Regions from separate parts of the Homo sapiens genome. Here region 2 is linked to region 1. The links are chromatin loops, found by intact Hi-C in ENCODE. Cell type or tissue: GM12878. All regions are shown on one strand. Links, peaks and the distances in the headings refer to the core of each region. The heading gives the core; the rest is flanking DNA. Region 1 has its middle 11 kb from the start of TIPARP. Region 2 has its middle 32 kb from the start of SSR3.

Evidence for each region. Hi-C counts contacts between places; a loop is a spot of excess contacts. Peaks named below come from ENCODE experiments on the same cell type or tissue, not always from the same donor. Only the 100,000 strongest peaks of a DNase experiment are listed, where the experiment ranks them.
Region 2: a loop joins it to region 1, with 3 times the contacts of the local background. A loop is called at or near these places in 6 of 110 quality-filtered maps.

Annotation. Positions count from the first base shown.
Region 1 is chr3:156,657,758-156,669,172 of GRCh38, reverse strand. No RefSeq gene overlaps it. Among named protein-coding and RNA genes, the nearest start is that of TIPARP, 11 kb to the left of the region's middle. RefSeq lists an enhancer at 7,648-7,697. In GM12878, for the core only: no CTCF peak of the experiment used is centred there; a DNase peak (open chromatin) is centred at 4,237; H3K4me3 peaks cover 418 bases; H3K27ac peaks cover 2,769 bases.
Region 2 is chr3:156,581,582-156,592,996 of GRCh38, reverse strand. No RefSeq gene overlaps it. Among named protein-coding and RNA genes, the nearest start is that of SSR3, 32 kb to the right of the region's middle. In GM12878, for the core only: no CTCF peak of the experiment used is centred there; DNase peaks (open chromatin) are centred at 5,486, 5,609 and 10,026.

The DNA of each region.
Region 1 (11,415 bases), core at 1,210-9,209:
TAATTTATTTACTTCAAATATGATGTTGGCGAGAGAAGATTAGAAAATGCTCCTAGGGAATATGTCAAGCAACAAGGTAGGGAAGTTAACAAACGTGAATTAATGAATTAAAGGTAACCTCAAAGGTAGGTTGGTTTAGAGCCTGTCATGAACATGCTTTGATAAATGTAAACTTAAAATTCATATTTTCATAAGGTGATGGAACATGCAGCTTGCAGACCATTTCCAAGTTTTAAAAATATCTCTCAGTTATAGTTTCCTCCCTCTTGAAACTCACTTTTTTCTCTGCCTCTGACAAGGCACCAGAGTGCTTCTGTTTAGGAAAGGTGAGGGTTAAAAGGCCTAGTAGAAAATGAAACAGATAAAAGTGTGAATAGGACAAGTTCTAAAATGCTTAAGCAAGATCACAAACTATTCTGATTATCTAAGATTTGCATTTGTAAATTGCCTAATCATCTGCTTGACTGTTTTGTTTTCTCAAGATCCCTAACAGTCAAGTATTCTCTTGAATCCCCTTCAGTTTTGGACCTGTTGAGTAATTCTTACAGCACATACTGAAAGTACTGTCTGATCTAACTGGCTTTAGGTCTGTATGTGATGATTTCCTCAGAGAAATCCCCAGATGTTTTCCTGATCATTCAATCAATTGATTCAACACACATTTATCTAGCGGTAGTTATGCAATGGTGACTAAGACAGTCTCCACTTGTTAGTTTCTTGTAGGGAAGTCTGTGTACTGACCACCCAGAATCACTTGGGAAAGCCTGCTGCAGATGCCCCAGTCCCACCGTAGTCCTCCTGAATCTCAGAGAACAGGTCAGGAGAATCTGCACTTTGCAGAAATTCTCTAGGCACTACTGCTTTAAGAGCTCATAGTCTTTTAAAACACTTGGGGGTGGGGAGGAGGTGGCTTACGGGTGTGGCCAAGTAGGAAAACAAACACACTAGCATGGTAAGTGCCATAATAGAGATTTACATGCAAGGCCAAATACAGTCAGCCCTCAGCATCTGCACACTCCACATCCACAGATTCGTCCAACCATAGATCAAAAATATTTAGGAAAGAAAACAATAAAAAATTAATGCAAATAAAAGTACAATATAATAACTATTTACATAGCATTTTATTAAGTAGTATAGGTAACCTAGAGATTACTTGAAGTAGATAGAAGGATGTGCATAGTATGCAAATACTATGCCATTTTCTATGGGGGACTTGAGCATCCACGGATTTTGGTATCTTGGGGGTTCCTGGAACCATGTCCCTGAGGAACAGTTGCATAGAGATGATGAATTAAGCCTAACTATATTGTCAGAGAAGAGGATTACCATCAGCAGATTTCTTAAAGTAGCTAGAAGTATTATTCTTTAGAATGTTAAGAGACTCAGCTGTTTTTTACTTGGGGTACATCTAAAATCCAATAGAAAAAAAATTTAAAACCTCTACTCAAAAAAACAAGTGAATTCCCAACTAAAAGATCTTGATAATCGTGTGCAGAGATCATGTGAGTTAACAGCACTTCTACTTGTATGAATTTATCCTGAGGAAATAATTAGAGTTTATGTGCATGGGTTTGGTTACAAATCCCTTTCCTACAACAAATAAATTGTGACTGAGTGCTCATTTTAATCCAGCCCCAGACACAGTTCTCTGTGGGAAAGCTTTCTTCTCCCCACTTCTTATACTGTCAAAGACATTCTGGGCCATGAAGAGTTCCCACTTTTGCTATTCAGGCACTGAAAAGCCAACACTCTGTTTTTATAGTAAAGAAGGTTTTTGTTTTTTTTTTTTTGGTTTTTGTTTTTGTTTTCCCCAGCACAGTAATAGAATTTAGGAACTGAATTCATTAATATCCCTTGGCAGCCTCACTGTGCAGTCTCTTGTACACAGCATACGTTTTCATGTTGATGTCCAAATTCAATATGGTGATTTTGGCAGACTGGACATCCTAGCCATTCACTAAAGAGAGATCATTCTGATGCTCACCTGCCTTTCATCTCTGACTCCTCCATTAGGCAGATAGCTCCTGGGTTTTTAAACTGGCCTGCACATGAGAATCACTTGAGCCACTTTAAATAAATATATATAAATAATATATATTGTATAATAAATATATTTATTTATATAACTAATAAATATAGTTATTTATTATATAAATAAATATATATATTTATTATATATAAATAAATATATATATTTATTATATATAAATATATATATTTAAATTTCATGGGCCTTATGCATTGAATAGGGACTGTGTTGTATTTGTCTTCTCCTCTTTGGTTCCCAGTAGAGCACTGGACATACATCAGGTAATCAATGACTTCACTTATTCATTCAACACATACTCTTGAGCATTTGTGTTCTAGGTACTTCTAAGTGCTAGGAATACAGTAGAGAATAAAATAAATGGTCAACTCTTAACATTCTAATAAGAGGAAGACAGGTGGTATCAGGTGGCGATGAAAGCTGTAAAAATAAAATAAGACATGGTAAGGGTAGGACAACCACATACTTTATCAAAAAAGGACACTTTGAGAATAATTATTCACAATTATGTCAATATAGTACAGCTGAAATCAGGACTGTCATGGAAAAACCAAGATGTGTGGTCACTCTACATAAGGTGTTAGAGAGTGCTGTGGAAAAGGAAATGAAGTGTTTTTAAAAAATATGATGTGCTGTTACTAGAAGGCCTCCCCAAAAAGAAAACATTTAAGCAGTAGCCTGAGGAAAACGAAGGCATAAGTCACACAGCTATTAGGGAAAGAGCATTCCAGGTAGATGGAATAGCATGTGTAGGGACAAGCTTGGCATGTTAGAGGGAAATCACAGAAGCCAGTCTGATGGGAGTGGAATGAACAAGAGTACTGTTGATGAGGTCAAAGGGATGACCAGAGGCCAGATTTCATAAAATCTTTTAGGCTTGGCCCATAGTAAGGACTTTGGATTTTACCCTGAGACAGAAATCTATATAATTTACTTTTTAAAAGGATCACTCTGGTGTTGTGTGGAGAGGATGGAAAGAGTGAACACAGGAAGATTAGTTAATAGACCAAGCAAGAGATGATGGTGGCCTGGATCATGATAATGGAGAGAGGTGGTTAGATTCTGGACACATGCTGAGGGTAAAGCTGAGTGGATTTGGTGTATGAGGGAAACTGAAGAGCCAGAAATAAGTCCTCAGTTTTTGGCTTGAGCAACTAGAAGAATGGATCTGTCCTTCACTTAGATGGTGAAGATTGTAGGAAGAACATGTTTTGGGGAACAGGGAGAAACGATAATGTAGTTTTGGACTTGTTAAGATTGACACATATTAGATATTTAAGTGAGAAAGTTAGTAGGATATTGCATAATTAAATCTAAAGTTTAGGGGAGACGCTGGAGCCACTTGCTACCATACCTAAGAAAGTCCCCACTGTCAAACTTACATAGCAAACATGTTCATTCATCCATTTTACATGTAGGTTAATTAGGAGGTCTTAAAAGTGTGTTTTTTAAAAGAGGAGCAGTGGGCCATATTCTGCATTTGCAGAGGAGGGAGATTTATTTTCACAAAGTCTGGGAGTGAAGTGTTGCCCAGTAGTGTGTCCACTCATATCACATTTCTCTAGCAGAAGGAAGCTGTAATCCCTATAAACATGAGCGAATTTAAAGTTCCCATTACCCAATTGTGACCTCATGACCCCATTCTGGGAAGCTGACTAAGAAATGACTTTGAGGCTAAAGAAATCAAACAGTTGATATTTGTATGTTATGTGACTAAAGAAAGAAAAAATAGTCAGGCCAAGCATATGAAAATAAAAAATCGATACAGGCTCATGCAAGCTTCTAGTAATGTAAGCCTAAATTTGGCCTTAAAACAAAAACTTATAGTATCAATTAGCATTCCTATTATTCTTCTTGCCTACAGACTTTAAAGAAGCAGCTGTCATTTATTTTCAAATGCAAAACAGATGGAAATTTATGGTACCAGGGAAATCTATACTAAGCCAAATAAAACACTTGCAGCATTATTTAGTGTATGCATTATTTTTACTTCATCACCTGCCTGAGACTCTTTGGTTTTTATTTTTCACTTTCTGAAGAGTTAGCTAAATTAGACATCAAGGCTCTGAATGGCTTTTTTTCAATTATCAGTGTGTTTACATTGAAACAAAGATAACCTCTTGGTTTGAAAGTTTTGCAAAGTCACCAAAAAACAATGTTACTTTGGTTAAAAATAACTCTCTATTGAAATGAAATAAATGTCAGCATTAGAGAAATGGAAACCAAAACTTTTTATCAGACCTCAAGTTGAAAGGCAGGAAATGTTAGCTGCATTGACAGAACCCTAGGTACAGGGAGTTGGTGAAAATAAATAGTATGGTTACACAGATAAGTGACCCAGAAAAGAACTTGTTGGTTGACATGATTTTTATTTATTCTTCTATTTTGTTGAATGTCTGCTACAAGTAGTTGCTGGGCACGCAAGTAGTGAAAAAAACGGACATGATCTCTGCCTTCGTGTTGCATATGGAAGAAGACGTATTAACTCAAATAACCACTCAAATCAACTTACAACCGTAAACTTTAATAAGTGCTTTGGAAGAAGTCTTTCCTGGTGAAGAAACATTTGGTTGGCTCTGATGATGGAGTAAGCATGAACTAGGTCAAAAGGATATGGGTGGGAGCAGCTAATGGTGGTCAGGGGACAGAATGTTAAGTGCAAAGCCAGAATTGTGAAGTTGTGGCATGCCAAAGAGAGCCACTGTGTCTGCAAAATAGAAAGTGAGAAGGAGAGTGGCTGGAGATTACTTGGGAATGTAGACCTTCAGGCCTCCTAAGTAAGAATTCTGAAGAAAAATGGATGTCATTGAAGTGCTTTAATTAGGAAAATGACATGATTATATTTTAATTTTTAAAAGTAAAGCTGTAATGAGGGGAACTTTCACTTCCAGTAATGAATTAGGCAATTCGGCTAACACTCTTACCAAGTAAAACCACAAAAGTTGGACAAAATATTTTGAAAATTACTCTGAGAGTTAACATGACAACATCTGGGATAATATCTGGGAGAAAGAAACTCGGAGAGGTGAGTAGAGCATTTAGAACCACTTTTCCGAAGAGGAGTCTGAGAAGCTTAATAGAAATTTTAACAGACTAACAAGGATAGGGAGATAAAACTGAAGTTCAAGGAAGGTAAAGGGAAGTGATGTCAGGTTTTGGGTTGGGACCCAAAGGACTACATGAGAGTAAGGGTAACATAGAAATAGGCCAACCCTCCTGGAGGGTTGAACCACCCACTTCATATTCTCTGAGGCCTTCCAACTGGATTGAATTAAGGTGATGTAGGATTGCTACTGGCCTTAATCTCTTACCAGAAGCACCTATAAAAATTCCTTGAAGAAAGATAACATTCTTCTTGGTCTAAAACTATTTTTACAATGATCCAAATGCAATATCTAGCATTCATAAAAAATAACCAAGAAAGCATTCACAAACTGGTGGGACAAGTCAAAGGACAAAGAAAGCAAATTGAAGGTCCTCCTACAGGCCAAAATAGGGCAATTTGAATGATAAAAAGAATAATGATGGTAATTCATTAAAAAATAGTGAATAAAAAGAAAATCCATGAGTCTATAAAAATACTCAAAAAAAGTTGGGGGGCCTGGCATGGTGGCTCATGCCTGTAATCCCAGCACTTTGGGAAGCCAAGGTGGGTGGATCACTTGAGGCTGGGAGTTGAGACCAGCCTGGCCAATATGGTGAAACCCTGTCTCTATTAAAACACAAAAATCAGGTAGGCATAGTGGTGTGCACCTGTAATTCCAGCCACTTGGGAGGCTGAGACAGGAGAATCGCTTGAACCCTGGGGGCAGAGGTTGCAGTGAGCTGAGATCGCAGCCACTGCACTCCTGACTCTTTCTCAAAAACAAAACAAAAAAAAAAGGGAGAGGGAGGGGATACAAAAAAAGAGGGAAAGCTTTTCTTTATAGAAGAATGCTAGCTAATAAATGTGGACAGATTGATAGAATTGGAAAATCACCATTTTGAATCACAAAAGTAATAATAATGGTATACGAGGTAAACTGAAGAGCCAGGGATGGCTCTTCATTGACAATGAAAGGATTATCAATGTATACTAATGCCAATAGGTGAGAGGTTGGAAAATAGTCATAGTTTCCAAGTATCTCCTTATACATTACTCATTAATAACACAAAGAGATAATCTGACAATAGAGAAATCCAACACATATCACATTAACCAAATGATCAAACTTAAAAATGAATACTGATGGTACTAATGAACATTACGAGCCTTCTGATATTAATGAATAAGGGAGGACAAACCATCATCTATGTAGTGTTGTTGCCAAAATATTTAATCTAAACCTAAGCATTAGACAAATCCAAATAGTAAGACATTCTACAGAACTCTTTAAAAACTATCAATGTCATGAGAGGGGAAAAAAAGGCAATGGAACTATTCTAGATGAAAGGAAAGTAAAAGCTATGCCTAAACCTAATATAGATACAGGATATTTTAAAATGCTATAAAGGATGTTATTTAGGCAATTGAATAAATTTGCAGATGTACTGAATATTAGATATATTGTGGTATCAATGTTAAATTTCTTGAGTGTGATAAGAGAGATATTGTGATCATGTAGGAGAATATCATTGTTCTTAAAAGAGATACATGTTGAAATGTGTAGGAAATGAAACATCCTTTTATATGTAGAGGACTTTCAAATGGCTCTGTAATATCTATATCTATACATATGCATGCAGTCTTCACTTTGCAGGACTGTAAAAAGATATGGTAGTACAAGATTATAAAAATGACCATGCAAGCTGAAACTACAAAGTGATCTTAATCAATGGGGAAAATCACAGTTGTTCTGTCACCTTTAAAAATGTTTACCAAAACATTAAGAACACTCTTACGGTCAGTCATAAATGCAGAAAATTGTAAAAAAAAAAAAAAAAAAAACACAAAACTAATTTGTATTTAGTGCACTGTAATTTAAAACATTAGAAATATTGAGGATTAAAGTGTTTTATTTCTTTGTTAAAACTTACCAAAGGCCAGGCATGCTGGCTCACACCTGTAATCCCAGCACTTTGGGAGGCCAAGATGGGCAGTTTGCTTGAGCTCAGGAGTTTGAGACCAACCTGGGCAACCTGATGAAATACTGTGTCTCCAAAAATAATACAAAAATTAGCCAGGCATGGTGGTGTGTGCCTGTAGTCCCAGCTACTCAGGAAACTGAGGTGGGAGTATGGCTTGCACCCAGGAGGCAGAGGTTGCAGTGAGCCATGATCATGCCACTGCATTCCGGCCTGCGTGACAGAGCAAGACCCCATCTCAAAAACAAACAAACAATCAAACAAACAACATCAACAATAAAAAGCTTACCAAGAATAATTTGAACAGTGTTGCTTCTTCTGATTATATAACTTATCTTATGGATGAAGCATCTTTTCTCCACTTTCACAAATCATCATATTCCTTTCTAAGTTTAGATTAGCTTACATTATTTTATCCTTTGCATTTTCAGTGTTGTGAAATGTTTCTAAAGAGATTTTCTAATTGTATCAATCTACCTACTTTTTTGTGAAGTTTTTTGGCAATGTCACTTCCTCTGGGACATCTTCATCCTTTTTTGTCACAGCCACTTTCTTCATTAATGTCAATAATTCCACCTTTACTAAGTTCCCCTGACTGCATACCTAGAGTCTTTCTAATGATCACAGTGTCAATATTGCCATAGCCAACTATCGTTTCTGTAACTCTATGTTTGATCTGAATTTCACATCCAGTGTTACTACTTTTCATGTTTTTCCTTCACTTTCATTTTTCTTGGCCAATTTCCTCTTTCTAATATCTGTTTTGTTTTGTTTTGTTTTGTTTTTTTGAGACAGAGTCTTGCTCTGTAGCCCAGGCTGGAGTGCAGTGGTGCAATCTTGCTCACTGCTACCTCTGCTTCCCAGGTCCCGGTTCAAGCAATTCTCCTGCCTCAGCTTCCTGAGTAGCTGGGATTACAGGCAGGAGCCACCATGCCCAGCTAATTTTATTTTTGTAATTTTAGTAGAGACAGGGTTTCACCATGTTGGCCAGGCTGGTCTTGAACTCCTGACCTCGTGATCCACCTGCCTCGGCCTCCCAAAGTGCTGGGAGTACAGGCATGAGCCACCGTGCCCGGCCTTTAATATCTATTTTTGTAAAATATTTTGTGAGTTTATCACTGGGAGACAAGGAAGTAACACAATTTCACGCCTTGCTGTCTGTGCATGAACTGAAAAACAGATGTGCAGTGATCAATTGCTGACAGATTTTCAAAGCAGTGAATGATTGGTCACTGTCATTGATGATGATGCACATTTGTTAATTACATAATGGTTGGCAGACTGAAGTTCTTGCAGTGAAGTTTGTACTTTGTGTAATTACATTTAGTAGGCATAGTCACCGAAATTTGAATCATGTCATTGGGTAACTGCCTTTGTGTATGTATGTGTATATGCATATATGCATAGTTATGTGTGTGAATCTAGAAAAAGGTTATATAGGTAGCCCATTGTATTATTCTTGCAGCTTTTCTGCCACTTTCAAGTTTATCTTAATAAAAGTTAGGGGTGGGAGGGTGGGAAGGAAGCAGATCATAAGGAGATAAGACAACGCAATAGAAAATCTAAAGAAAGAATAGATAAGCCAGGCGCCCTGGCTCACACCTGTAATCCCAGCACTTTGGGAGGCCGAGGCGGGTGGATCACGAGGTCACGAAATTGAGACCATCCTGGCTAACATGGTGAAACCCCATCTCTACTAAAAATGCAAAAAAAAAAAAAAAAAAAAAAAAATTAGCCGGGCGTGGTGGCGGGCGCCTGTAGTCCCAGCTACTCAGGAGGCTGAGGCAGGAGAATGGCGTGAACCCGGGAGGCGGAGCTTGCAGTGAGCCAAGATCGCGCCACTGCACTCCAGCCTGGGCGACAGAGCGAGACTCCGTCTCAAAAAAAAAAAAAAAAAAGAATAGATAATAAAAACAAACAGGGAATCCAGAGACTAGAAAAGGCTATGGAATCAAACCGCCTGGGTTTGAATCTCATTTTAATTACCAGCCATGTGATCTTAGACAAGTTATGGAATATCTCTGAACTTGTTTCTCTTAAAAATTAGGGCTAAAAGAATATCTACTTCATAGGGTAATATGGATGGTTAAATAACTTTCATATATGAAGTAATTCTAAGTGTACAGATGTGTTAAGATGGGGAGACTTTACTGTCTTTAGATACTAATAAGAATCCAGAAGACAGAGGTTGAAGCTAGGAGAAGAGATAGTGGCGTATGCTTCTTAAGAAGGTGGGAGGGGATGGGATCCAAATAAGAAACAGAGGAGTTGGTCTTGCACTAAGACCCTCTCTATTTTAACAGGAGGGAAAGAGAATAGGATGGGTGAAGGTATAGGTTGGATAGTAACTTTGCTAGGGGGAAGAAGTTATTTAATTTTGTAGTCTCCAAGAAATAAAAGGTGAGGCATTTTCTGAGCATGAACAGCACAATAGGGGATTAGAGGTTGAAGAGAGTGTGGAAGACTTGAGATGGCTCTTGCAGAGACTAAGAGAGCCAGCTGGCCAAATAACTATAACAGCATTGTTGGCAGTGTGGAGGGCCCAGAGTGACTGACCTTAAAATTATAGTTCTTTCAGCCTGCCCTTTTGTGTTTCTTACTTCAGCTGCCAGTGGCTCAGCTGCCTTGGTGCAGGCATGGAGAGTGTGGGCTGTTGAGTTCATCCAGGATTGAGGTTTTTCCAGATGGATGTGAGGAAAAGATAGACAAGAGAATTTATGGTATTGGCAAGGAGGTTACTGAAAGTATGTACCATGAAATCTAACCTGGGAGGGAATTAGTAGTAGAAGAGGGCTAGTGATGAGGGGGAAAATAGGGGGGACCTGTTTTCTTTGGAGAATTGTTGGAGTGCCTTGGGTGTTTCTTTCCTTCTCTCCCAGGCAAAGATAGTGGCATTCCTGTCTCCTTAGCTCAAATAAAAAGGATACTTTATCGAAACCACCTGACGAGGTTTAAATGTGCCTCTGGAGTTTGAAGAGCATTAAGGACTGGTACGAGTAGCTCTGTGCAAATCATCCAGGTTAGAGAAGGTGGGGAGGAAAGGGGAGAAGTGGGCAGGGGCACTGGGAGCAAACTGCACATCCACAAGCAGTGAGGCAAGGGTGGGTGACTGTTTCTCCTGAGCCAGATGTGGGCCTGTGGAGAAGCTTGCCTGGGGCAACCTCATATTCCAAAACTGGCTGGAGGGGGTATGTGACCACAGGGAAGGGAGTGGCCACCAGATAGCCAGGGGCTGAGGAGAGAATTGTAGAGGGCCAGCCTGAGGAGAGACATTGCCTTCACAATGGGAGCATAGTTGGATGTTCCAAGGGGAGTATCTCCCTGAAATTCACAAAAATACCCAGTGAAGTAAAGAGTGAGCAACAGGATTCTGCCATACCGAGAGGCTGCCATAGGTGACTGTGTCTGTGCCTACCAAGTGGGACCTTGATGACCTCTCCTCCCTTTTCCTGATCCAACCCTGAAAGCACAGAGGTAGTTAATTGGGGGTTTAAGAAGGTGGGTGTGGGTGGACAGAGAGCAAGGAGACGGAAGAAGCAGCCGTCTGTATTTCCATCCCTTCTCCCCACCCCCTAGGTTTTCCAGTCTGCTGCAGCAACAAGATGGGGGTGGGGAGGCTCAAATTTTATGAGTGTCATTCAAATTTTATTGAACATTTTAATTACTGAACTGAGACCATTCTTGTGGCTGAGTTACCAGGAGAATTTTTATGACCTGAAAGAAGCCAGGAAAGTAAGTCTGCACTAGGGACAAGGAAAACAAACAAAAAAGCAACTAGCCTATAGAGGAGTTGGAAAAGGGTGATTGATGTGGTTTAGATCTGTGTCCCCGCCCCAATTTCATGTTCAATTGCAATCCCCAATGTTGGTGGTGGGGCCTGGTGGAGGTGATTGGATCATGGTGGTGGTTTCTCATGAATGGTTTAGCACCACTGCTCTTGATGCTATCCTTAAGATAGTGAGTGAGTTCTTGCCAGATCTGGTTGTTTGAAAGTGCATAGCACCTCCCCACTCTTGCTCCTGTTCCTACCATGTGAGATGTCTGCTCTCCCTTTGCCTTCCTCCATGATTGAAAGCTTCCTGAGGCCTCTCCAGAAGCAGAAGCTGCTATGCTGCCTGTACAGCCTGCAGAACCATAAGCCAATCAAACCTCTTTGCTTCATAAATTACCCAGTCCCTGGTATTTCTTTATAGCAGTGCAAGAACGGACTAATAGAGTGATTTAGAGAAAAAAAAAAAACTTGTATTATCATTCTGCTGTATAAAATTCAGTTCATTCACTATAATACTGATCACATCAGT
Region 2 (11,415 bases), core at 2,032-10,031, 77 kb after region 1:
ATATATATATAGAGAGAGAGAGTACCTAGTGCATAGAAGAACTCAAAAGGTAGCAGGTAGCATTATTGTTATTACTTTATACTTTCATTTGTGCTTTATAACCAAGTATGGTCCTGGATCAGCAGTATCAGTATTCCCTGAGTACTTATTAGAAATACAGTGCCTCAGAGCCCTTTCCAGGTCTGCTGACTCAAAATCTCCTTTGTAGCAATATTTGAGGTGATTTGTGTGCTCAGTCAACCTGGACATACACTGCTTTATAAAGTACACTTTGTACTTAGAACTTTTCACATTTTAAATGTTAAATGGTGTTCTAAAACTTGAATTATTTTTACCACCTATACAAGATTTCCTATATCTGTGTTTCATCTGGACCATTATTTACTTAATAGATATTTTGAATAGTCTCAGCAGTTTGGGAGGTCAAGGAGGGTGGATCACCTGAGGTCAGGAGTTTGACACCAGCCTGGGCAACATGGTGAAACTCTGTCTCTACTAAAAATACAAAATTAGCTAGGCATGGTGCGGGCGCCTGTAATCCCAGCTACTTGGGAGGCTGAGGCAGGGAGAATCTCTTGAACCCGGGAGGCAGAGGTCGCAGTGAGCCAAGATGGAGCCACTGCACTCCAGCCTGGTGACAAAGCAAGGCTCCATTAAAAAAAAAGAGGATAGTCTTAATTTAAAAAAAAAAAAAAGACGTTAGCCTGCTCCTAAAAATGATATTGTGGGTCTTATATCCTAGCTATATTCATATAATATAGCTATATTCTATATTCATATGAAATAAATAATAGACTGTGAAGTTAAAAATGTCCTCCGTATACCCCTAAAAGCATCCTGGGTATCACTGTGACACACACCCTGTCTTTCAAGCAACACTTTCCCAGGGGCTCACTATTTACAAGAAGATTGTTCTAAGTGGTTTAATAAAGCAAAGACTCTCAATAAAATACTGGCAAACAGAATCCAGCAGCACATCAAAAAGTTTATCCACCAAGATCAAGTTGGCTTCATCCCTGGGATGCAAGGCTGGTTCAACATATGCAAATCAATAAACATAATCCATCACACAAACAGAACCAAAGACAAAAATCTCATGATTATCTCAATAGATGCAGAAAAGGCCTTCGACAAAATTCAACAGTGCTTCATGCTAAAAACTCAATAAACTAGGTATTGATGGATCATATCTCAAAATAATAAGAGCTATTTATGACAAACACACAGCCAGTATCATACTGAATGGGCAAAAACTGGAAGCATTCCCTTTGAAAACTGGCACAAGACAGGGATGCCCTCTCTCACCACTCCTATTCAACATAGTGTTGGAAGTTCTGGCCAGGGCAATCAGACAAGAGAAAGAAATAAAGGGTATTCAATTAGGAAATGAGGAAGTCAAATTGTCCCTGTTTGCAGATGACATGATTGTATATTTAGAAAACCCCATTGTCTCAGCCCAAAATCTCCTTAAGCTGATAAGCAACTTCAGCAAAGTCTCAGGGTACAAAATCAATGTGCAAAAATCACAAGCATTCCTATACACCAATAACAGACAAACAGAGAGCCAAATCATGAGTGAACTCCCATTCACAATTGCTACAAGGAGAATAAAATACCTAGGAATCCAACTTACAAGGGATGTGAAGGACTTCTTCAAGGAGAACTACAAACCACTGCTCAACGAAATAAAAGAGGATACAAACAAATGGAAGAACATTCCATGCTCATGGATAGGAAGAATCAATATGGTGAAAATAGCCATACTGCCCAAGGTAATTTATAGATTCAATGCCATCCCCATCAAGCTACCAATGACTTTCTTCACAGAATTGGAAAAAACTACTTTAAAGTTCATATGGAACCAAAAAAGAGCCTGCATTGCCAAGACAATCCTAAGCAAAAGGAACAAAGCTGGAGGCATCACGCTACCTGACTTCAAACTATACTACAAGGCTACAGTAACCAAAACAGCATGGTACTGGTACTAAAACAGAGATATAGACCAATGGAACAGAACAGAGGCCTCAGAAATAACACCACACATCTACAACCATCTGATCTTTGACAAACCTGACAAAAACCAGAAATGGGGAAAGGATTCCCTATTTAATAAATGATGCTGGGAAAACTGGCTAGCCATATGTAGAAAGCTGAAACTGGATCCCTTCCTTACACCTTATACAAAAATTAATTCAAGATGGATTAAAGACTTAAATGTTAAACCTAAAACCATAAAAACCCTAGAAGAAAACCTAGGCAATACCATTCAGGACATAGGCATGCGCAAGGATTCCTGCCTAAAACACCAAAAGCAATGGCAACAAAAGCCAAAATTGACAAATGGGATCTAATTAAACAAAAGAGTTTCTGCACAGCAAAAGAAACTGCCATCAGAATGAGAGAAATTTTTGCAATCTGCCCATCTGACAAAGGGCTAATATCCAGAATCTACAAAGAACTCAAACAAATTTACAAGAAAAAATCAAACAACCCCATCAAAAAGTGGGCAAAGTATATGAACAGACACTTTTCAAAAGAAGACATCTGTGCAGCCAACAGACACATGAAAAAATGCTCATAATCACTGGTCATCAGAGAAATGCAAATCAAAACCACAATGAGATACCATCTCACGCCAGTTAGAATGGCAATCATTAAAGTCAGGAAACAACAGGTGCTGGAGAGGATGTGAAGAAATAGGAACACTTTTACACTGTTGGTGGGACTGTAAACTAGTTCAACTATTGTGGAAGACAGTGTTGCAATTCCTCAGGGATCTAGAACTAGAAATATCATTTGACCCAGCGATCCCATTACTGGGTATATACCCAAAGAATTACAAATCATGCTACTGTAAAGACACGTGCACACATATGTTTATTGCAGCACTATTCACAATGGCAAAGACATGGAACCAACCCAAATGTCCAACAATGATAGACTGGATTAAGGCAATGTGGCACAAATACACCATGGAATACTATGCAGCCATAAAAAAGGATGAGTTCATGTCTTTTGTAGGGACATGGATGAAGCTGGAAACCATCATTCTGAGCAAACTATCGCAAGGACAGAAGACCAAACACCGCATGTTCTCACTTATAGTTGGGAATCGAACAATGAGAACACTTGGACAAAGGGCAGGGAACATCACACACACTGGGGTCTGTTGTGGGTTGGGGGGTTGGGGAGGGATAGTATTAGGAGAAAAACCTAATGTAAATGACAAGTTAATGGGTGCAGCAAGCCAACACAGCACATGTGTACATATGTAACAAACCTGCACGTTGTGCACATGTACCCTAGAACTTAAAATATAATAATAAATAAGTAAATAAATTTAAAAAAAAAAAAAGGAAAGACTCTTTTTCCAATCTGAATAATCATTCCTTGGCTTTTCTTTTTTATCAATTCAAACTAGGGCCATATGATGTGACAGAAAATATTTTATCAGTCTGATAGACCAGAGATATCACTTTTAAGCATGTATCTGGGCCAGATTCCTTCCTCCCTTCTTAACTTCTATCAACATCCACTGAACAACCACTGCATGTCAGCCCTTGTACTTAGCATGGAAGACAGAGTTGAGGAAGACAGTGCCCCTTCCCTAGCATCTTACCATCTGGTTGGTTGTGGTAGTACAGGAAAATGTGACAAAGCTGATGGTAAAGCAACCCTTAGGACATCGTGGAGGCACAGAGCAGGGTACCTGCCCCAGCCAGGGGGTCTAAGCAAGGCTTCCAGCAAGAAGTAAGGCCTTAGCTCAAACCTAAAGGATTGACAAGGGGAAGAGTCAGGGGGGTATGCTCAAAAGGGGATATAGCCTGGGCAAAGCTGCAGACCAAGAACCAGTAAGGCACATCTCCCAGTCTCAGTTTCTTCATTTGTGATAAGAAACAGGAAGGATACTTACCACATTAGGTCATTTAGAGTAAAAACTCCAAGGCTTGTGTTTATATGAGAGAATTACCTCTGCATATTCACATATACAAAGCCAGAAGCAGTGACAAGCAATAGCTATAGTTCCACTCACAGATATATACCCAAGAAAAATAAAAACATAGGTCCACATAAAAATTTGTATACAAGTGTTCATAGCATCGTTATTCACAATAGCCAAAAGTGGAAACAATCAAATGTCCATGAATTGATAAATAAAATGAGGTATACCTACACAATGCAATATTAGTGGGCAATAAAAAGAAATGAAGTATTGATATGTGCTACAGTATGAATTAACTTTGAAATGCTATGTTAGTGAAAGAAGCCAGAAACAAAAGGACCCATACGTGATTTCATTTATATGAAATATCCAGAATAAGCAATCTATATTCTATAGATTCTTATAGATTTATAAATCTATAGAGACACAAAGTAGATTAGTGGTTGCCTATGGCTGGAGGTGGGATGGGAGAGGGAGTGATTATTAATGGGTGCTGGGTTTCTGTTTGGGGTGATAAAATGTTCTAAAGTTGATTGTGGTGAAGATTGTACAATTCTTTCTTTTTTTCTTCCTTTTTTTTTTTTTTCTTTTTTGAGACGGAGTCTCGCTCTGTCACCAGGCTGGAGTGCAGTGGCATGATCTCGGCTCACTGCAACCTCTGCCTCCCGGGTTCAAGCAATTCTCCTGCCTCAGCCTCCTGAGTAGCTGAGATTACAGGCATGTGCCACCACGCCCAGCTAATTTTTTGTGTGTGTTTTTAGTAGAGATGGGGTTTCACCATGTTGGCCAGGATGGTCTCGATCTCTTGACCTTGTGATCCGCCCGCCTCGGCCTCCCAAAGTGCTGGGATTACAGGCGTGAGCCACCGTGCCCGGCCTGATTGTACAATTCTTTCAATATACTAAAACCCATTGAATTGTAGACCATAAATGTTTGAATTGAATGGTATGTGAATTATATCTCAATAAAGCTATTTTTTAAGTGATAGCTAACACTTTCATAGCATAACCTAGGCACAGCTCTAAGTGTTTTATATATGTTAACTTATTAATTCTTACAATATCCAATGATATAGGTACCATGATGGTCCCCAGAAAAGACTGCCTAGGGCCACATGGCCAGTAGATGGTAGGGCTGTGATGCAAATCCATGGGGGCTGGCTTTGGCACACACTCACTTAATTTCCAGCCTACACTGTCCTCGCTTGGGAACCATCAAAAGCTTCAGTTTTAGATTCAGATAAACCTGGGTTCTGATCTCATCCCTGCTATTTATCAGCCAAGTGATCCTGGACAGGCTACTGAACTCAGTTTTCTCATATGTTCAATGGAGATAATAATAGTGCATACCTCACAGGATTGATGTTTAGCACAGGGACTATCTATAGTAAGCTGTTAACAACTATGAGGTCCTTCTTTATGCAGAGTTATCTCTGATTTGAGAACTGAAAATCACTACCTAAAAGCAGCAGGCAGGCTAATACCAGCCAACTTGAAGAGTCAGCTTACTATTTCTGCAAAGACAGAATTTTGTTTTTTGTATGAAAATGGCCTAGTAAACTAGTGGTCTGGCATGCTGCTTTTTACATAACATAACTTAAAGTCTTAAATGAGGAGAAAAATATTTGCACATGCACTAAGCGTTTGAAATGTTGAAGATCTGCTTTTTATGGCATGAAAATAAGCAGAAGTGTGGGATGGAGAAAGAAATGTGTCACTTCCCCAGCACTGGCCTGCAAGGGCAGAGTGACCTTACACAAGAAGAAAAATGCCAGTAATTTCCAAACTAATCTAATTTTAAATTTCTTGATTTTTCATTTCATTATGTAGAGACATATTTATTCTTGGAAGGAAAGAACAAAAAACCCGACATTAGTGATAAAATAAGTCATATAAGTTTTGCTGGCAAACTCATACTGCACAGTGCTACAGAGTTCATTTGCAAGACAGGAAGCAAGTCAAAGTCCATTGCAGTTCTCTGCCCAGAATGTCTCTTTGAGCACAGTTTGTGACTGGAATTTTTTAAATTTTACTTTGGGGTTGGCATAGTTTGCTGCGGTATGATTCAGTCTCTTCTTTCATCTCCTATAATTTTCCTCCTAACATTCAATGGACCCGCTCTGGGGTTTCCACATCATGGGAAACGTACCAGCATTCATTCTGCTGTTTAGGCCACCTTTGATTCCTCCTTTTCTCCCCCATGGCCAGTGGGTAGGTACATTTGCTAGGCTTCCTCCAAAATATATCTTGCATCTTTTCACTTCTCTCTAACCCCTTTGCCACTATTTATCCAAGCCACTTACATCTACTGAAAGGACTACTGCAATAGTTTTTTAAATGTTACCTCTACTTCCACTGTATTTCCCTACAGCCAATTCTCCATGGAGCAACAAGAGGTATCTCTAGAAATATGAATAAGATCAAACTTCTGCCTAAACTATCAGTGGTCTAAATTCAAATATATGATTAGAATATTTAAAAGGTGTTCAACATTATTATCATCAAGGAAAGTAAATTTAAAGCTACAATGAGATATTACAGATTGAGTAGCCCTTATCCAAAATGCTTGGGACCAGAAGTATTTTGAATTTTAGACTTTTTTTTATTTTGGAATCTTTTTATATACATAATAAGGTATTTTGTGATGAGGCCAAGCCTAAACACAATATTCGTTTATGTATTTTTAACAATTTTTTGCATATAACTTATACACATAGCCTGATGATAAATTTTTATAATATTTTAAACAATTTTATGTATGAAACAAAATTTGTGTACATTGAAAGCCAAGGTGTACATCAAAAAGCAAAGGTGTCACTATCTTGGCCACCCATGTGGACAGTCTGTGGTTGCATGGCATCACCAACATTCCTGACTCTGAATTTATATGCTAACAATAAGTAATCATTTTCTAACACTTATTTACACATAATCACTTAACTGTAAAAAATATGACATAATATTAATACAGTGAAAAAATAATGTGGTTTACAGAAACTAAGCAGAACAGCAGCATCAACAGAATACCTGTATTAGCTGTTAAACAACAGCAACAACAAACAATGGCAGGCTTTCAGTCTCTACCGATGATGCTGTGTTCTGTTTAAAAGGTTACTACATACACTTTTTTAAAAGGTGAAAAGAAACATCAGAAGCACTTGAGGGACCAGCAAGTGGGTCCTCTATGGATGAGGAGGCTTTCTGCTGGATGGCTTTTAAAAATATTTCCCCCAGAGTCATCTGCCTCATTAACTATGGTTTTTGTGTTAGAAGTCTGATTTTATACATTGCCATGAATTCTTACTCTGTTAGGAATGCACACTACTCTAGTCCTTCAATAAGCCCATCATAGATTTTTACCATGTCATCTATAGGTGATTTTTCTGCAGTGTTTTCCACTTGTGGTGTTGTGTCAGTGCTCAAAAAGTTTTGGATTTTGGAGCATTTTGGATTTTAAATGTTTGGATTAGGGATGCTCAACCTGTACTATGCACGCACCAAAACAGCTAAAATTTTAAGAATTAAAAAGACTGACAATACCAAATACTGTTGAGGATGTAAAGAAGCTAGAACTTTCATGCACTGCTAGTAAAAAGGAATATATGATACATTTGGAAAATTGTTTGGCTATATCTAATAAAGCTAAATATATGCAATTCTACGCCTGGGTATATACCAGAATAAATGAGTGCCTATGTCCATCAAAAGTTTCAACACTATTTAACTAGCTTTATTTATAATAAACAAACATTGGCAACAACCTAAATGTCTACTAACAGTACAATAGATAAATGATTGTATATTCATACAACAAAATAGAACAAGTAATAGAAAAGAATGAACTACTGGCACATCCCATAACATGGATGAATCTCCCGGATTAAGCAAGTGAACACGTACAAAAGTCTGTACTGTATGATTCTATTTATTTATGTTCAAGAATAGGCAAGACTAATCTGCCTTGACAGAAGGCCAATTATTGGTTACTGGACTTTACCTTTGCTAGGGACTGGGGACGGGGTGGTTAGATTGAGAAGTGGCATGAGGGAATCTTCTGAGGTTTGGAACTGTTCTATATCTTGAACTGGGCTGGATAGTTGTTTCATGAGCTGTGTGTGTGTGTGTGTGTATGTGATTGTGTGGTCAAGTTGTACAATTTTTGTGCACACTATAATTATGAATGTTTTTCTTCAGTTATAAAAAGTCAGTGGCATCCCAATGCACTTACAATTGACTCTATAAATCATATCATGGTCTGGCGACTGCCTTCCTTTTCTCATCTCACACTTTATTCCTCCTTGTTCTTTATGCTTTTGCTGCACAGGCCTGGCCTTCTAATTTTCTCTTACACATGCCACTCCCTAACCATTACCCTCTTTTAATTTCTTCATAACCCCTTCCATCATTTGAAATGATCTTATTTGATTACTTATTTATTTCCTGCTTTCTTGCTCTAGAATGTCAGCCTCATGAGAGTGGAGTCTTTGTCTGTCTTATTCACTCTCTTTTCCCAGCACGCAGAATAAGACACTTGTAAGACTCAGATATTTGTTCCATAAATTGATATGATCTTCAAATATTTGCAAAAAGTAACACTGCTGAGTGTTTACAATATCTCCATATTCTTAACAATATCTCAGATGAAAATGTAGCTATTATGACCATTTTGTAAATATCTTACCTGACAAACTTATTCATTTATTTATATTTATTTAATGTAATAAATGTTTATCAAATGTTCACTACAAGCAAGGTATCGATTTAGCTAGTATTGTCTGGGGTACAATAAAGAAGAATTGAAAATACAGCAGACAGGAGTAGTAATTTCGGACTGTGTCCTAAAGCTAGCCTAGGAGTGGAGGAAGGTCATTCCTTCATGTGAGACTGAGGGGGAAATATGGGTGGGGATATAGATAAATTTATGGTGGAGGAAGTGGAAAATGTTGAGTTCTTACTTGATGGTTTCTATTTCCTCCAAAGTAGGAAGCAGGATCACGTGCTAAAACAGAGAAGGCAGGAGTAGGTTAGAAGGCTTGAGAATCTTCAGTGCTTTCTTGTTCTTGATACATATGGGCACCTCTCCCAAACTGAAGGTTTGCAGGGTGGTGCAGTGGCAAGGCAAGGAGTGAGGGAACTAGGGGTCTTTGTAAGTTGTGGAAGAAATGATATGCAGAATGGGGACTCAAGAATGGGGGTGAAAGGCTATAAAGCCAGGAAGAATTCAGAGAAAGGAAGAGATAAAGAGGCTATTGTAATATCCAGATCAAGATGATGGCATGGTCACACAGAAGGGTGTCTTCTGTGTGATTCTTTTCAAACACAGAGAAAAACATTTTAAACCAAAATCTAGATAATAATTACATGAGCATTTGGGGAAAATGATGAGTCAGGAGGGAAGTCACATTGCTCTGTCTTGTGCAGGAAGAAGCTAGATATATGGATTAACTATTGACTTTATTAAAATATATAAACCTAAGTCTGTTAAAACCACTAAATGATTAGAACTAGAATGTGTAATTTCCAAACCTGTTGAAGAAAAAGAAAAGGAATTAGGATAATCCAAAAGAAGGCAAAAAAGGAGGAAAAAATAACTTCATAAATGGGGAATATAAAATGTCAGAGATAAATTGTCAGATTTAAACTCACCTACTAAAGGATAAGACTTTTAGATAGGCTTTTCAAAAATGCAGGTATATATCTGTTTATAAGTTATGTACCTCAAACAAAATAACACAGAAAAATTACAAATAAAGGCATGAAAAAAGACATACCAGAAAATTAGTGACAACAACAACAACAACAAAAAGCTGGCCTAGCAATACTAGTACTAGATAAAAATGGATATTAAATTAAAAGTATTTCTAGGAAACAAGATCTTATACAGACAATGAAACTACTTACCAAGACAGTAGGACAACCATAAATTGGTTTGCCCTTAACAACAAATTTGTTGTTGTGGAGGTTTGGTGGAAGACTGGGAAATTGGCTCATTCAAAATGACTCAACCTTCTGTTTGTCATGAAAAAGACTACATTTCTCAGTTTCCCTTGCATCTAGATTCTTCACATGACCGAGCTTCTGCCAAGCAGAGATTTGGAAGATGAAAGCAACTACTATGAGCTGGTGGCCACAGGTTCTTCTGGTGGCCGGAAGGGCAGTAGAGGTGCTCAGTTCTCTAGGGACAGTGATTGCAGGAGTTCTCAAATTCTGGTGGAGTATTGAAGTGGCTAAGTGGCAGGCAGTGGCTGGCCATGGGGTTTCTGCATCATTGTGGATGTTTCTCCTGACTGCTCACAGTCCGAGTAATACCCAAGCTTGGCTCCCCAGCTTCCCAGAAATTCTGTAAGCTAACTTGGATCTTGTAATAGTCCTGTTCTGCTTAAACTAGCTGGAGTGTATCACAATATGACATGGTATGAGCTGTGCTAGAGGTAAGCTTCAAGCACTATAAGCACGTGTGGGATTCTAAAACTCTGAGTGGGGGCAAGTATAGAATCCTCATAGGCTTCTTAGAGCAGGTGATAGCTGCAATATGAGCTGAAGTATGAGTTGGAATTAGCGAGGTAGAGGCAGAAAGACTAGGAAGGCTTAGAGAAAGAAGGAACAACATGTGCAAAGGTGGAGCCCAGAAGTTACAGAACTCTAATTAGTTCAGAATATCCCTAACACAGGATGAGAGGTACAGAGTGATGAAAAAGGAGGCTGTAGCAGTGGCAGGGGTAATTCACAGATGGCCATGCATGCCAATTTGTAGAATGCAACTGTTGTTTTTCTTGTCTGCTCAGCACCTTGGCTGCTTCTGCTCTAATCTTCTGCTCCCCTCTTTCCACTCCAATACACACACATTTCCTTTGGGAAACTACTGCTTCTCCACTCCAACAGGTGATTCTGATGAGCCTGTCAATCATGGTACCCTCATCTCTGATGACAGGAAAGGGCTCTTGTTCTAGGTCTGACCACTCCTGGTAGCCATTCCTATGAGTATGGTGATTGGTCTAAGGTGGGGCTGTGTGTCAATTCTGACCTGTCAGAGTCTCCCTGGGGGATTTTTAAAATTTAGGACTGGCTCACAGATTTGTGAATTCTGGTAGCCATTATCTGCCATAATCCTCCCTTAATCTCTAAGGAGAAAGTCTGTCTGTGATGGAAGAGACTTATGTAAAGTAGAAAAAAGTAACAATGAGAAATGGAAGAGGAGATATGAGAGACAGAGAGTTAGTTTTAGCAAGGACAAGTCTCAGAATCTAGGCCCTGACATGGCTACCCTAGTTCCTGTAGCCCTTATGTCATGCTGATCAAAGCCTGACCAACATACCTATTTATAATCAAGTTACTCATAGAATTTGTTTATGCATATTTTAGTAAACATTTCTCCTCCTCTTTTCCCTCTTGTTCATTTTTGGTTATTGTATAATATTCTATTGAATTTAAATATCTTTATCTAACTATTAGGTTATTTCCTGTATGTCAAAC